Regions from separate parts of the Homo sapiens genome. Here region 2 is linked to region 1. Evidence: read pairs that join two places in POLR2A ChIA-PET (ENCODE). Cell type or tissue: Panc1. All regions are shown on one strand. Links, peaks and the distances in the headings refer to the core of each region. The heading gives the core; the rest is flanking DNA. Region 1 overlaps ARMH3 (armadillo like helical domain containing 3). Region 2 holds the start of LINC03046 (long intergenic non-protein coding RNA 3046).

What was found. Peaks named below come from ENCODE experiments on the same cell type or tissue, not always from the same donor. Only the 100,000 strongest peaks of a DNase experiment are listed, where the experiment ranks them.
Region 2: POLR2A ChIA-PET joins it to region 1 with 11 read pairs; 2 of 35 experiments call an interaction of 5 or more read pairs at or near these places.

What each region holds. Positions count from the first base shown.
Region 1 is chr10:101,913,414-101,921,750 of GRCh38, forward strand. The region is part of intron 23 of ARMH3 (armadillo like helical domain containing 3); the gene reads right to left. Among named protein-coding and RNA genes, the nearest start is that of KCNIP2, 74 kb to the left of the region's middle. In Panc1, for the core only: no CTCF peak of the experiment used is centred there; no DNase peak of the experiment used is centred there.
Region 2 is chr10:101,727,690-101,736,026 of GRCh38, forward strand. It overlaps LINC03046 (long intergenic non-protein coding RNA 3046), which reads right to left and starts at 2,453. Exons shown (of 3, transcript NR_186546.1): 1 at 2,028-2,453. It overlaps LOC105378458 (a long non-coding RNA gene), which reads right to left. Exons shown (of 4, transcript XR_946255.3): 4 at 8,202-8,337. RefSeq lists an enhancer at 2,117-2,616. In Panc1, for the core only: no CTCF peak of the experiment used is centred there; no DNase peak of the experiment used is centred there.

The DNA of each region.
Region 1 (8,337 bases), core at 116-8,115:
GGAATGCAGTGGTGCCACCACAGCTCGCTGCAGCCTCAACCTCCCAGGCTCAAATGATCTTCCCATCTCAGCATCCCAAGTAACTGGGACTACAGGTGCACGTCACATACCCAGCTACTTTTTTAAATGTTTTTGTAGAGATGGGGTCTTGTATGTTGCCAGGGCTGATCTCAAACTCCTGGGCTCAAGTGATCTTCCTGCCTCGGCCTCCCAAAGTGCTGGGATTATAGGCGTAAGCCACTGCACCAGGCCCACATCAGTCTTGACCAGAGCCAAAGGCTCCCAGACTTTAGTGAGCAAATGTCCTCAGCAGACCTGTTTGGTTTGGTGCGTAAAGTGGTCCCCTCCTTCCCGGAGCTGCCATGACTGCACAAAAGGGAGGGAACACTTCAGAAACTTCCCAGGTGCAAATAATGGGTGGTAAGCAGTGGTCTGTCATCTCCTGGAGCTTTTCAAAAGAGCTATAATGGAAGTATAGCTATTCTGGTCACATTCTAACTCGGGTACAGCAGGATTGTACCCTGGCCTTCAGCTGTTCCTCCAAAGTCTTAATTGCAATGGCATTCTACCCTATGAAATCTTGCCATGTGGTAGTACTACCAATGTAGGTCAGAAACTAAGGACACAGGGTTGGGTACACAGGAAATGAACAATAAATAATTAATGACTAATTAAGTGTTGGCCAAGATGAACCTTCATTTCCCGGCTGGATGAAGTGCTGTGTATCTATTATGAATAGTCAGTAAATTGGGCTGAAGGGGCATAAAAACACAGGATTAAGATATGATACCCGAGCTGGGCGTGGTGGCTCACACCTGTAATCCCAGCACTTTGGGAGGCCAAGGCAGGAGGATCATGAGGTCAGGAGTTCAAGACCAGCCTGGCCAACATAGTGAAACTCCGTCTCTACTAAAAATACAAAAAGTTAGCCGGGCATGGTGGCGGGTACCTGTAATCCCAGCTACTCGGGAGGCTGAGGCAGGAGAATTGTTTGAACTCAGGAGGCAGAGGTTGCAGTGAGCCAAGATCACACCACTGTGCTCCAGCCTGGGCCACAGAGCGAGACTCTGTCTCAAAAAAAAAAAAAAAAGATACGATACCCTGCTAACATAAACCGTTATCTCACAGCATTTTATTATCACCTGTTTACTCAGTCAAAAACTTAAAATGGGCTGGGTGCGGTGGCTTATGCCTATAATCCCAGCACTTTGGGAGGCCGAGGCAGGTGGATCACCTTAGATCAGGAGTTCGAGACCAGCCTGGCCAACATGGTGAAACCCCGTCTCTACTAAAAATACAAAAATGAGCTGGGCATGGTGGCAGGCTCCTGTAATCCCAGCTACTTGGGAGGCTGAGGCAGGAGAATCGCTTGAACCTGCGAGGTGGAGGTTGCAGTGAGCCAAGATCACAGCTATTACACTCCAGCCTAGGTGACAGTGAAAATCCATCTCAAAAAAAAAAAAAAAAAAAAAGCAAACTTATAATGCCATCTTATAATTCTTATAATTTATTTCCCTATTAAAACTTATTTTTACAAGGTTAATTACAGCTTTTTGTTACTTTCTACACTCTGCAAGTATTCGTAACCATGATAAATAAGGATAAGAAAATAAGAAACCATTTGACATAGATGGCTATTTGAGAGTCTCATTTCTGTTTAGTTTAGTTCAACTCTAACCAAAATGATTCAAGTCCTGCTCCAATAGTAGACTTCATCTAGTATATCTGCATTATTTATCACACTAGGAGGAGGAGAAGGGACAGATTTTTATAAAAAGGGATACAAATCAATAAGAGGCTTTAACAGATGGGGTCTTGGTTGAGGGCCCCAGCAGCCTCTTCAGGTCCAGTGCTGAAAATCATTCAGCTGAAAGACCCAGGGACATTTGTTCAGCAAGTCACTTAGGGAATCAGCATCTTGCTAAATGTAACCTACCTGGTCTGAGACAAAATGATGGCTACACATCTGCTCAGAGTAGTCAGCAGTGAGCACACTAAGTTGCAGCCACAGAGCAATATTCAGTATTATTGCTGCAAGTAATGCAATACTACTATCACCATGTATGCCCCCTTCCTGAGCAACTGAATAGAGATAGTTTGGCATTTGGGAAGGCATTTCAAGTTGACCATGAGAAGCAAACACTGTATACACACAGTTCAGATCACTGGAGACGTGGCAGAAAGGGAGGAAGGAGGCACAGTAGCTGTCTGCAATAGTTTAGCATTCATGGTTCACCTATCCCTGGGTCCCTGATATTGTGCAAATCTGCCTTACAAACCCACAGTGTGATGAAGCTTTCTGCCCCAGTCTAAGTACAGAGGGGAGTGGAAGTTGTCTCTGAAGTTAGTTCTGGGACAGCAATATCCCTTGGCACTATTGCAAGTCCTTTTTTTTTTTTTTTTTTTTTGAGACGGAGTCTCGCTCTCTCACCCAGGTTGGACTGCAGTGGCACTACCTCGGCTCACTGCAAGCTCCACCTCCCGGGTTCATGCCATTCTCCTGCCTCAGCCTCCGGAGTAGCTGGAACTACAGGCGCCCACCACGGCGCCTGGCTAATTTTTTTGTATTTTTAGTAGAGACGGGGTTTCACCGTGTTAGCGAGGATGGTCTCGATCTCCTGACCTCGTGATCCGCCCGCCCCGGCCTCCCAAAGTGCTGGGATTACAGTGTGAGCCAGCACGCCTGGCCTATTCCAAGTCTTATAATACACAGTTCAACAGTAGTAGGGCCCAGACAGAAGAAATAACAAAGCTTTAAAATGAAAGCTCAATCCAGAGAACTCAAATAATTAGATTCAATCCATAAAGTGGGGAAATGATCTATGTCTGATGGCTATCAATGAGGTCCAAGATCTTAATTGTGCTTTCCTTCTCAAAATAACCCTCTCATCAGTATATAGATTTATATAATGCAAACACCTAAGGAAAACCATCAGCAACCTACCCCCCACCCCCATCCCAGCTCCCACTCAAAAACAAACAAACAAAACAAACCTGGGAATTTGTAAGAAATATGAAGAAAATACAAATCCTCCAATTATAACTCCTGTCATTCAAATTATTTTCAAAAGGTTGCCACACATAAAGTATGGAAACTATGGTCAGAAGTTGAATCTCTTACCCTTCCCTGTGAAGAACTATTCTTTTTCTGATTTTTAAAATTAAGGAATAACTTTCATACAGCAAAACTTACCCTTTTTAGTGTTGTAATGGTTAATTTTATTATCAACTTGACTGGATTAAGGGATCCCTTAATGGTAAATCATTATTTCTGAGTGTGTTGACAGGGGTATTTCCAGGAGACAGATTAGCATTTGAATCCATACACTGGGTAAAGAAGATCCACCCTCACCAATATAAGCAGCCATCATCTAGTCTGTTGAAAGCCCACCTGAATAGAACAAAAGGCAGAGGAAGGGCAAATTCTCTGTTTCTCTTTTCTTGAGCTGGGACGTCCATCTTCTCTTGCCCTTAGACATCAGACATCAGGAGCTCCTGGTTCTCCAGTTTTTGGACTCTAGGACTTACACTAGTACCACCCAAGTTCTCAGTCCTTCAACCTTTAATTGGAAGCCTACAGCATCAGCTCCCTGATTCTACAGCTTGCAGACAGCATATTGTGAAACAACTTGGCCTCCATAATCATGTGAACTAATTCCCATAGCCTATTTCCTCTTGTATAACTATGTATATTTTATTGGTCTGTTTTCTGAAAAACCCTGATACAAGTATACAGTTCTGCAAGTTTTGAAAAATGCATACATCCAGATAATCACCACCACAGTCAAGATACAGAACAGTTTCATCACCTCAAAAGTTCCCCTGTGCCCATTTGTAATCAACCTCTCCTTCCAACCCCAGCCTCTGAAAACAACTGACCTATACCCTGTCCCTATAGTTTTGCCATTTCCAGAATGTCATATAAATGGAATCATACAGCATGTAACCTTTTGGATCTGGATAGTTTCATACTGCATAATGCAACTGAATTAATCCAGGTTGTTGCATGTATCAGTAGTTCATTCCTTTTTACTGTAGAATAGTATTTCATTATATAGATGTACCATAGTTTATCTGTTCCGCCGTTGAGAGACACTTGGGTTGTCCACAGTTTTGACAGTGTATAAATAAAGCCACTATAAACATTTGTCCAATCCAAGTTTTTATTTCACTTGGGTAAACATTTAGGAGTGGACTGCTGGAAGGTCTACTTTGGAAAATATCTGCCTGACTCTATTTATGCTATTTCTATTTAGCAGATATGCAATTTCCCAAGGGAATAGCTGGGTTATTTTCTGTGATGCTTCTCTTTCTGGTCCATCAATATCATTTCTCTGCCCTCCCGGGTATAGGAAACACCTCCAAATCAGTATGACTTACAAACTTCATTAATACTTTGTTTACTTTCAGCCCTAGTTCATTAATACAAATGCTAAATATGCCTGTTCCTCATCAGCACCCTGCAGCATCCCAGGAAATAACAATCTTTCCCAACCACCCCAGCCCCCACACTGGCATTTAGGTTTACAGTCGTTTTGCAGTTCATTTTGCATCAACAGCTTCTTCTCTGTGTTCTTAATAATCAATTTTCAATTGAGCCAAGAATCTCCAGTATATCATGGGGTTTTTTGTTTGTTTGTTTGTTTGTTTTTTTAGACAGAGTCTTGCTCTGTGGCCCAGGCTGGAGTGCAGTGGTGCAATCTTGGCTCGGCTGACTGCAACCTGCACCTCCCGGCTTCAGGCGATTCTCCTGCTTCAGTCTCCCAAGTAGCTGGGACTACAGGTGTGCACCACCACACCCAGCTGATTTTTGTATTTTTAGTAGAGACGGGGTTTCACCATGTTGGCCAGGCTGGTCTCGAACTCCTGACCTCAAGTGATCCGCTGCCCTCGGCCTCCCAAAGTGCTGGGATTACAGGCGTAAGCCACTGCGCCTGGCCATCCAGTATATTATCTTTAATAACTATAGGAAAACCAAACAGAGCTTTCCCCAACTCATTCATAGTTAGTCTACTTTTTGCCTATCATGGCAAAAAATGTGGCCACTTAGAAAACTGGAAGTGTTAATTCCCTAACATCAGCCTGTAAGCAAGTTTGGACTTTCTTACCCCTAAAACAGATAGTATCCCATCCTAAAAACAGTCTTTCAAATACATGCTGTATTAATTAAACTAGAGAACAGAATAAAATGTCAGCATAATTAACATACGAAGCAACAGTATGGCCTGATTAATCACCATGAAGAGCAATCGAATAAAATACTATGCATTTTTATGGAGCAATTTAATCTGGCAAGTAATTAATCACAGAAACACTAAGCAAAACAAATGGATTTCCCTTTAAGGAAGTCACATTTATCATTTGTAATGTATCCCTAACTCTAATTTGTTATCCCAATTCAAAATTGTCTAGGAGACAATGAATTGACAGGCTTAGTAGAACACTGATTTCTGATGAAAAAGAACATCCAGCTTTTCAAATCAAGTTATAGTCCTGCAGCACTCAAAGAGCTCAGGTTTGTGGGGCACAGGTATGTGGCATTAGGCATGGAAGGCTTAACCTAAATCTAAATCTAGGTCAGTTTAGTCAAATCTATAGATAATTAAATGACTTGTGAAAATATTTAGTATTAAGAGTAACAATTATAGATCACAGATATTACCAAAACCCCAAAGGGAGGACCCTCAGCAGAAGAAAACAGAGCTTTTGGTCTTCAGAACAAGCAAAAAGGGGGAGGGGGCATATCAACGCAGTGAGATTTAACTCAAAGAAATTCCTTTGTTCCCTCCTTCCCTCCCTTTCTTCTCTCCTTCTCTCCGTCCCTTCCTTTCTTTTTGTCTTAAACAATGACCCATTTTCCTTGAGCCCCCAACAGCCTCACCAGTTTGAAGAACACCAACAGGCTGATGTTTTGAATGGTCATTCAAAGGCAGAGTGACACACATTAGCTAAGGCTATCTTCATATCTCCTTCTTCCCAGCTCCCTCTCTGCTTGGCTACATTCGAGACTAGATGAACAGCCCTTTCTTTGCCAACGAAGCTCACAGCACTTTATAAGCCTTTCCCTTAATAGTCCCATCTCTCGCTGACTTTATTTCTCTCTGTGCTGTTCTTAGAGGGCTTTGCTTCTCTTCTTAGCAGACCCCTGTAGGCTGAAGCACATGGCAAAGTTCCAGGCTTCTGGTGGCTGCGGCACAGTGGTTTGTTCTTTACTGACCTGCTTGATCTCCAATGCTGGATCCTACGAAACATTCAATACTTACTAAACTGTACCGGGAGAGTTGTGCTTTTCACACTCCACCTTGTCTCTGCTCACTATTTAAGAAATGCTGTTGCAGATATCCTATTTATCCCAGAGCATTTCTTCTAGATTTTAACCCTTACCTTTTTCCTTCAAACCTTTTACTCTAGTATTTCTGGGCTGTACCACTGGCTTAACGTAGATTCTTATCCTCTGCCTGGCCCTTCAGTCAATTTCTCTTCTGGAGAGTCCGCCTGGCATTTTTGTTCAGTGTTTCTCTGAGCTTCTGTCTCTGAATTGCCCTTGTTGGCTCCCTCCATCAGCCCAATAACTGAAGTACCATTACTCCCAGCTAATCCTAGATCAGGCCCAACCAATATCCTAAATCCTCACTTCTCTAAGAGAAAGGAACTCTATGTTTGTTTATCTATTTTCGAGAAAGAGTCAATGTGTCACTAAGATGAGTGAGACATAGATGCTTCCTGCCTTCAAAGAGCTCACAGCCTAGTCAAGAGGACAACAGATAAGTAGACAGTTGCTGCTGTAGTGTGGCCAGGCCTGGCTCTAAGGATGAAGTGATGCTCAAAATGCACTATTTCAGGAGGTGAGTTGACAAGTTGGGAAAGGACATTCTAGGCAGGGAGGAATGGTATATCCAAAAGGCCTGGACTATAAAACAGTTTGTCCAGAGAATTCTAAGTGTCTCTGGTTTGTCCAGAGAACTCCAGGTGGTCTGGCATAGCTGCAGTGAGGTGACAGATAAGGACAGAGATTCTAGAAATAAGATGAAGAATGGCAATGCAGGCTACCCTACAGAGCTTAAATGTTTTTCTGTGGTGATGAGAGGGGCCAGCGAGGGGACAAGCACAGAGAGAAAAACGAGACAGAAAGAGGCAGGCAAGATGACAGGTGAGATCAGAGACTATGAGAATCCAAGTGAAAAAGAAATATGAACAATAAATAAACTGTGGTACAGTTATGCAATAATAAAATACTGCTCAGCAATAAAAAGGAACTAACTACTAGATACTTGCACAAGCAATGTTCAGAGCAGTATCATTCATAGTAGCCAAAAGGCAGAAGCAACCCAAGGGTCACCAACAGATAACTGGATAAACAAAATGTGGTATATACATACAATGGAACATTATTCAGCCTTGAAAAGGAAGGAAATTCTGACATATGCTACAACATGGATGAACCCTGAGGATATTATGCTAAGCAAAATAAGCCAGTCACAAAAAGATAAATACACTATGATTCCACTATAAGGTATCTAAAATAGTTAAATTTATAGAGACTCAAAGTAGAATGGTGGTTGGCAGGGGCTGGGGAAGGGGAAAATGGGGAGTTGTTTAATCAGTACAATTTCAGTTTTGCAAGATGAAAAAGTTCTAGAGATCTGTTGCACAACAATGTCAATATACTTAATGCTACCAAACTTAACAAATCATTAGGATGGCAAATTTTATATTTCTTACCACAATTTAAAATCTTAAAAACGTTTTTTAAAAGGATTGAACTACTGATATATACCACAAAGTAGATGAATCTCAAAAACCTGATATTGAGTGAAAGAAGTCAGACACAAAAGAAGGCACACTATATGACTCTGTTCATATGTAGTTCCAGAACAGGTACAACTAATTTGTGGTGACAGAAATCAGGAGAGGGCATAGTTCTGGGGAAAGGGACTACTGACTGGAAAAGAAGGGTCATGAGGGAACTTTCTAGGTTGAACTTTCTGGGGTTCTATGTCCTGATCTGGATGGTGATTTACATAGGTGGTATACATATATAAAAAGCTGTTTAGAATACCGCTACTGGGTATTTATCCAAAGAAAAATAAATCAGTATATCAAAGAGATACCTGCACTCTTATGTTTACTGCAGCTATTCACAATAGCAAAGATATGGAATCAACCTAAGTGTCTACGAATGGACAAATGGATAAAGAAAATGTGGTATATACACATGATGGAATACTATTTGGCCATAAAAAGGAATAAAATCAAGTCATTTGCAACAACACAGATGGAAAAGGAGGTCATTATGTTAAGTGAAATAAGCCAGGCACAGAAAGACAAATTTCGCAT
Region 2 (8,337 bases), core at 156-8,155, 190 kb before region 1:
ATGCAGGCAAAGAACTGGGGGCATCCCCGGCTGAAGAACCAGCAAGTCTGAGCAGACCCTGAAGAAGGAGTAACCTGTGCTGGGCCTGCCCCAAAGGCTTCTGTGAGGATGACCAAGGGAGGTGACAGCCAGCAGAAACACAGTTTCTGTAAACTGTAGAGTGTTATTCAAATGTGACCTATTATTTAAAACAATGAATATAAACATGCCTTAAAGGTGAGCTTAGCCGGTGGATGGCTCATGCCTGTAATCCCAGCACCTGGGGAGGCCGAAGAGGGTGTATCACCTGAAGTCAGGAGTTCGAGACCAGCCTGGCCAACATGGTGAAACCCCATCTCTACTAAAAGTACAAAAAAAAATTAGCCAGGCGTGGGGGTGGGCGCCTGTAGTTCTGGCTACTCGGGAGGCTGAGGTAGGAGAATCTCTTGAACCTGGGAGGCAGAGGTTGCAGTGAGCCGAGATCGCACCACTGCACTCCAGCCTGAGCGACAGAGTGAGACTGTCTCAAAAAAAAAAAAAAAAAAAAAAAAAAAAGGTGAGTTTAAGCATCCTTTCAATGACTCTTTGCCGGATTCTGTTCTAGGTTCTGGGAATACAGCAGTCAGTAAGACAGACCCTCTGTCCTCCATAAACACAGAGAATGGTGACTTCAGACAGCGGTAAATGCTATGGTGAAATAGAAAATTTGGCAGAGGAATAGAGAATAATGGAGGCAGGGAAGGTTCTAGACAGGAAGGCAGGGCTCTCTAAGGGGGTGAAAACCAGATCTGAACAAACTACCTGTCACCCTCTGACAATGTGACCTTGGATACATCACCTAATCTTTCAAGACTCTCCTTTCACCTCATCTCACAGGACTCACCTGAGAATTAAATGAGATAAGAAATGGAAGCCCTCCTAATACAGGTTAGCGTGAATAATGTTAAACAGTGAATATTTAATAAATGCTAAATAATCGAGTGCTTTAATCAAGAACGAAAGTCAGAAGTTTTTTTTAACAGTCCGGGTGCAGTGGCTCATGCTTGTAATCCCAGCACTTTGGGATATGCATACATAGATTTACATACATATACAAAGGAGGCTGAGGCAGGGGATCACCCGAGGTCGGGAGTTCGAGACCAGCCTGACCAACATGGAGAAACCTCATCTCTACTAAAAATACAAAAATTGGCAGGGCATGGTGGCGCATGCCTGTAATCCCAGCTACTCGGGAGGCTAAGGCAGGAGAATTGCTTGAACTCGGAAGGCAGAGGTCGAGGTGAGCCGAGATGGTGCCACTGCACTCCAGCCTGGGCAATAAGAGTGAAACTCCAACTCAAAAAAAAAAAAAAGAGAGAGAGAGAGAAAGATGTAGAATGACAAGAAGGAGAAATTAGGCCTTCTATTTTCAGACAGGCTGGACAAATCCTGCAGAAGGAGTCATTATTGAACTTTGTGTCAGTTGGGTCCTCTGGGCAGCAGATGCAGAGACAAAATAAGATTTTGGTGGTTGGGGGCAGTAACCCCTGTGAAAGACAAATGAGGAAGGAAGCAGAATTGGATAGGAAAAGCCTCAAACCATGATGTAGCATGTATCAGAATTTCCTTCCTTTTAAAGGCTGAATAATATTCCATTGTATGAATATATCCCATTTTATTTATCTATTCATCCATCGATGGACATGTGGGTCACTCTCACCTTCTGGCTATTGTAGATGATGCTGCTATGGTCATGGGTGTACAAATGGCTGCTTGTTACCCTGCTTCCAATTTGTTTGTGTATATACCCAGAAGTGGAATTGCTAGGTCACATGGTACCCATATGGCTATTTTTTATTTTTTGAGGGATAAATAAATAAAATACTATTTTCCATAGCATCTAATATATACCATGTTAAATTCCCACCAACAGTGCACAAGGGCTCCAATTCCTCCACATGCTCACCAACACTTGTTATTTTCTGGGTGTATTAGTGCCTTCTCACGCTGCTATAAAGAACTGCCCAAGACTGGGTAATTTATTAAGGAAAGAGGTTTAATTGACTTACAGTTCTGCAGGGCTGGGGAGGCCTCAGGAAACTTACAATCATGGTGAAAGGGGAAGCAAATATGTCCTTCTTCACATGGCAGCAGCAAGTAGAAGTCCTGAGCAAAGGGTTAAAGTCCCTTATATTAATAAAACCATCAGCCGGGCGTGGTGGCTCACGCATTTTGTAATCCCAGCACTTTGGGAGGCCGAGGCGGGTGGATCACGAGGTCAGGAGACACAGACCATCCTGGCTAACACAGTGAAACCCTGTCTCTACTAAAAATAAAATAAAATAAAATTAGCCGGGCGTAATGGCGGGCGCCTGTAGTCCCAGCTACTCAGGAGGCTGAGGCAGGAGAATGGCATGAACCCGGAAGACAGAGCTTGCAGTGAGCCGAGATTGCGCCACTGCACTCCAGTCTGGGCGACAGAGCGAGACTCCGTCTCAAAAAAAAAAAAAAAAAAACCATCAGATCTCGCGAGAACTCACTCACTATCACGAGAACAGCATGGGGGTAACCGCCCCCATGATTCAATTACCTCCCGCCGGGTCCCTCCCATGATACATGGAGATTATGAGAACTACAATTCAAGATTAAATTTGGATGGGGACATAGCCAAACCATATCACTGAGTTGTTTGTTTGCTTGTTTGTTTGTTAAATAGTAACCACTCTAGCCAGGCTGGCATGCAGTGGCACAATCATAGCTCACTGGGCTCAAGCAATCCACCCGTCTCAGCTTCCCAAGTAGCTGGTACTATAGGCATGTGCCTCCAGGCCCTGCTAATATATTCTTTGTAGACATGGGGTCTTGGTATGTTGCCCAGGCTGGTCTCAAACTTCTGGTCTCGTCCTTGTGCCTTGGCCTTTCAAGGTATTAAGATTACAGGTGTGAGCCACTGCGCTTGGCCTTGAGCATCTTTTTATGTGCTTACTGGCCACTTGAATATCTTCTTTGGAGAAATGTCTATTCAAGTCCTTTGCCCATTTTTTTTTTTTTTTTTTTTGAGACAGAGTGTCACTCTGTCACCCAGGCTGGAGTGCAATGGCACAATCTTGGCTCTCTGAAATCTCCGCCTCCTGGGTTAAAGTAATTCTTCTGTCTCAGCCTCCCGAGTAGCTGGGACTACAGGCGCGTGCCACCACACCCACTAATTTTTGTATTTTTAGTACAGATGGGGTTTCACCATATTGGCCAGGCTGGTCTCGAACTAATGACCTAGTGATCCACCCACCTCAGCCTCCCAAAGTGCTGGGATTACAGGTGTGAGCCACCATGCCCAGCCCCTTTGCCCTTTTTTTTTTTTTTTTTTTGAGACAGAGTCTCATTCTGTTGCCCAGGCTGGAGTGCAGTGGCGCAATCTCGGCTCACCACAACCTCTGCCTCCCGGGTTCAAGCAATTCTCCTGCCTCAGCCTCCAGAGTAGCTGGGATTACAGGCGCACGCCACCATACCCAGCTAATTTTTGTATTTTTAGTAGAGACGGGGTTTCACCATATTGGCCAGGATGGTCTCAAACTCCTGACCTTGTGATCTGCCCGCCCCAGCCTCCCAAAGTGCTAGGATTACAGGTGTGAGCCACCACGCCTGGCTTTGCTTTGCCCATTTTTAAATTGAATTGTTTGTCTTTTTGTTGTTGAGTTATCACCTCAGGTGATCCGTCCCCCTCAGCCTCCCAAATCACCTCAGGTGATCCACCCGCCTCAGCCTCCCAGAGTGCTGGGATTACAAGTTTGAGCCACTGGGCATGGGCATGTGTCCTCATTTTGTAGATGAATCTCAGAGGGGGCAAGTAACTTGACAGAGCTACTAAGTGGCAGAGCTGAGTTGGATGCCAGGCAGTAAGCTCTACAGCTTGAACTTTTAACCACCCCGCGAACCCCTTTTTCTTCCCCAGATCTTCTCTGGCACTTTTAGCCTTCTAAAAAGTCACATATTGGCCAGGTGTGGTGGCTCATGCCTATAGTCCCAGCACTTTGGAAGGACAAGGCACTTTGGACTTTTGAGCCCAGGAGTTCAAGACCAGCTTGACCAACATAGCAAGGCCCATTCTCTCCCAAAAAAAAAAAAAATTATTAGGGCTTGGTGGCACATGCACCTATAGTCCCAGCTACCCAGGAGGCTGAGGCAGGAGGATCACTTGAGCCTAGGAGTTTAGGCTGCAGTGAGCTATGATCATATCACTGCACTCCAGCCTGGGTGACAGTGTAGGGCCCTGTCTCTAAAAAAATAAGTAAATAAGAAAATAAAAGTCACCTATTAACCTTTTAAAAAGTAAAAAGACAGTTTTCCCTATCATCCCAGGCCTCTAGAAAAATCATTCTCTTCTTTGGTCTTTATTTCAAGAACTTATTTCAACTTGCTAGGATTGCCTATAACACATTGTACTGTGGCTGCTTCCATGTGTGACTATCCATCTCCCTCCTCCCTAGCTCCAACCCTCCTCCCCTAGTAATAATAAACTGTGAGCTATTTGAGAGACTATATCTAAATATCCACATGGTGCAGCACCTAAGAGTGCAGGCTTAAGAGACCAGACTGACGGGGAAGAAGCCTTTTCTGCCACTTACTAGTTACATGACCTTGGGGTCTTTCCTTAATCTTTCTGAGCCTCTGTTTCTTTATCTGTAAAATGGGACTAATGATAGAACCAACACCTCACAAGGTTGTTGCAAGGATTAATGGAGATAACACATGTAAAACACTTAGGATAATGTTTAACACAAACTAAGAACATGATAAAAGTTGGCAAATACTCTATGCTGGAAAAAAATAAAACCAGAATAAACACTCATCCCACCACCAAGTGGAAGAAAAATTGTATGGTGTTTTGTTTTGTTTTGTTTTTTCCTAAGGCAGAGATGAGTAGGCTTCAGCCACTTGGTTTTTCTTCATTTAAAATGCAATATTGGCAGCATCACCTTCAGCCACAGTCGCTTATAGAAGGAAGGGATTGGTCAATAAGGGATGACCCAAGGGGGTACCAGAATCCCCAAATGACTTTCCCCTTCCTAAGGCTGAAGGCTCCGTGCTGCTTCTGCTTGGGCTCAGGCCATGCCAGTCCTCCTCCTCTTCCTTTCTTTTTTTTTTTCCCATCCCTCCCTCCCCACTTCAAACCCTGGGAAAAAAAAATGAAGAGAAGCACACCAACCAAGAAGCCTTTTCACTTCATTGTGTTTTCCAGCTAGACCTGAACAGACGGCGATCAATTCAACCCTCTCTCACCCTCCCTTCTCTCTTCTTCTCTCATGTCCTCTTTGTGTTTTTGTTTTTTTTTCTCTCAGGCTGTGTCTTCAGGCTTAGGAAAAAGCAGATACCTCCCAGTAGCATGAAGATGCAAGAAGCTGCAGTTGCCTGTAGCAAACACAACGTGATTGTAACAGGTCCCCATGGCCCTTGGTGCATGGAAAGGTGGACAAGCAGGGGATCCCGTTTGGATTCTCTGAGAAACTTCTCAGCTTGACCACGTCTGTCTCAAGGTTTGGCTGCAAGGAGTCACACAGAAAACCTTGCTTTCCTACTTCCTCTGGCCAGGAACCTTCTGAAGTTCGCTCCATCCCCAAGCAAAGAGTTTTCATTCCAAGCTTGAGCAAATCTGGCCCGTTGGACTTGAAATCAATGAGTATGAAGGAGGAATACACCTTTTCCCTTTTCAAAGCAGCCTAGTGGGATTTTATTTTTTTTCCAACAGGGTAACTCCAAATTGGCAGGGCTTTCAAAGCTACAAATTTCCATGTCCCCAGGCCTCACTGAAGAAAAATTTCCTGGTTAGGCTGGCATGTGTGGAAGTTTTAGGTGTGCAGCAGGTGAGAAATGCTGAACAAATAGTTAAACCTGAGCTATGAATCAAATTAGTCTAAACAAGATTCTCCCCTAACCCCATGCTGTACTAGTTACCCTCCTCAATTCCTACCCCAAACATATATTCAAAAATAGCTACTATTTGTCAAACACCCAGTAAGTACCAGGAACTGAGCTACATGTTTTATTTACTTACATTACTCATTTTATCTTCACAACTATGCAAGGTAGAAATTATTTATTGTTTCTTTTCTTTTCTTTCCTTTTCTTTTTTTGCTCTGTCTCCCAGGCTGGAGTGCAGTGGAGCAATCTTGGCTCACTGCAAGCTCCACCTCCCAGGTTCACGCCATTCTCCTGCCTCAGCCTCCCGAGTAGCTGGGACTACAGGCGCCCACCACCACGCCTGGCTAATAATTTTTGTGAGACGGGGTTTCACCATGTTAGCCAGGATGGTCTCGATCTCCTGACCTTGTGATCTACCCGCCTTGGTCTCCCAAAGTGCTGGGATTACAGGTGTGAGCCACTGCGCCTGGCCTTATTGTTTCTTTTCTAAGGCACAGACAGGTTAAGCAATTTCCCCAAAGTCACTCAGTTCAAATCTCATTCCAACAATAACATGCGTGAATCTTAAAATCATCATGCAGAGCAAAAGAAGCCAGACAACAAAAGAGTATGTACTGTATGGTTTTGTGTATATAATATGATAGAAAATGCAAATTAATCAATAGTGATAGAAAGCAGACCAGTGGTTACCTAGGGATGGAACAGAGGGGAGATGGATTATAAAGGAGCACGAAGAAACTTTAGGGTATGATGGAAATGCTGATAATCTTGATTGTTATAAGATTGTTATAATGGTTTTGCAGGTATAGGCGTATGTCAAAACTGACCAAATTGTACACGTTATATATATGCAAGTTAATATGCCTCAAGTATATCTTGATAAGATTGAAACAAGGTACAAAAAAAGCTGGATGCAGTGGTGCCTGCCTGTAATCCCAGCAACTGAGGCTGAGGCAGGAGGCTCATTTGAGCCTAGGAGTTCAAGACCAGCCTGGTCAACTTAGTGAGACTCTATCTCAGGAGAAAAAAAAAAAAAAAAGCTGAACATTACCCTGATCTGATCACTATAATATGTACCTCATAAATATGTACATTATTTAAATTAATATCTAAATTATTATTTGTTAATTTTTTAAAAAGCATGGGGGGCCGGGCGCAGTGGGTCACACCTGTAATCACAGCATTTTGGGAGGCCAAGGCTGGCCAATTACCTGAGGTCGGGAGTTCGAGATCAGCCTGACCAACATGGAGAAACCCCATCTCTACTAAAAATACAAAATTAGCTGGGCGTGGTGGTGCATGGCTGTAATCCCAGCTACTCAGGAGGCTGAGGCACGAGAATCGCTTGAACCCGGGAGGCAGAGGTTGCGGCAAGCCGAGATGGCACCATTGCACTCCAGCCTCGGCAAAAAGAGTGAAACTCCATTTCAAAAAATAAAAAAAAAAGCATAGGAGTAACTTTATCAATCTTCTTTGTGATGTGAATCTGGTTTACATGCAAATCCTTGGCACATTGAATAAATGTACAGATCCTTATCATGTTCTAAATGAAATCATTCCCCCCAAAAAGCATAAAATATCCCATCCCTAATCATTTCTAGAAATGCATGTACTCTTTGATATGTTCGATATCATAGGGCTTAGCCAGACTCTGGTTCAGACTTTTATTTTATTTTACCATTATTATTTTTGAGACAGTCTCACTCTGTTGCCCAGGTGGAATGTAGTGGTGCGATCTCAGCTCACTGCAACCTCCACTTCCTGGGTTCAAGCAATTCTCTGCCTTAGCCTCCCGAGTAGCAGGGACTACAGGTATGCACCACCATGCCTGGCTAATTTTGTATTTTTAGTAGAAATACAAAATACATAATTTCTTCATGTTGGCCAGGCTGGTTTCAAACTCCTGGCCTCAAGTGATCCGCCTGCCTCAGCCTCCCAAAGTGCTAGGATTACAGGCATGAGCCACCATGCCCAGCCAGGTTTAGACTTTGATGCTGTTGTCTCTGGGTCCTGTTGGGGTGAGAGGACCTAGCTGTTACTGGTTTTTCTCACTGGAAATTCCAATTAGTGAGGCCTATGATTCTAGAAATTCTTTTTCAGCACTCACAGTTAGGTCTCCTATAATGTCAATGTGATGCTAATGATTATTTAAACCAGCAGTTCTCAAATTTTTTGGTATAAGGATCCTTTCACACTCATGAAAAGTATTGAGGACACCACAAAGCTTTTGTTTATTGTGGATAATATCTATCAGTATTTGCTCAGAAATTAAAGCTGAGAACTTTTAAAGACAGTTAATTCATTTTTAAAAATAATAAACCATTATATATGACATAAATAACATTTTAATTGAACATAATTGTATATCCGAAAAGAATAGTGAGAAGAGTCACATTGTTTTTCATTTTTGCAAATTGAGTTTCTGATTCCATAGAAGATATGATTCTCATATTTGCTTCTTCA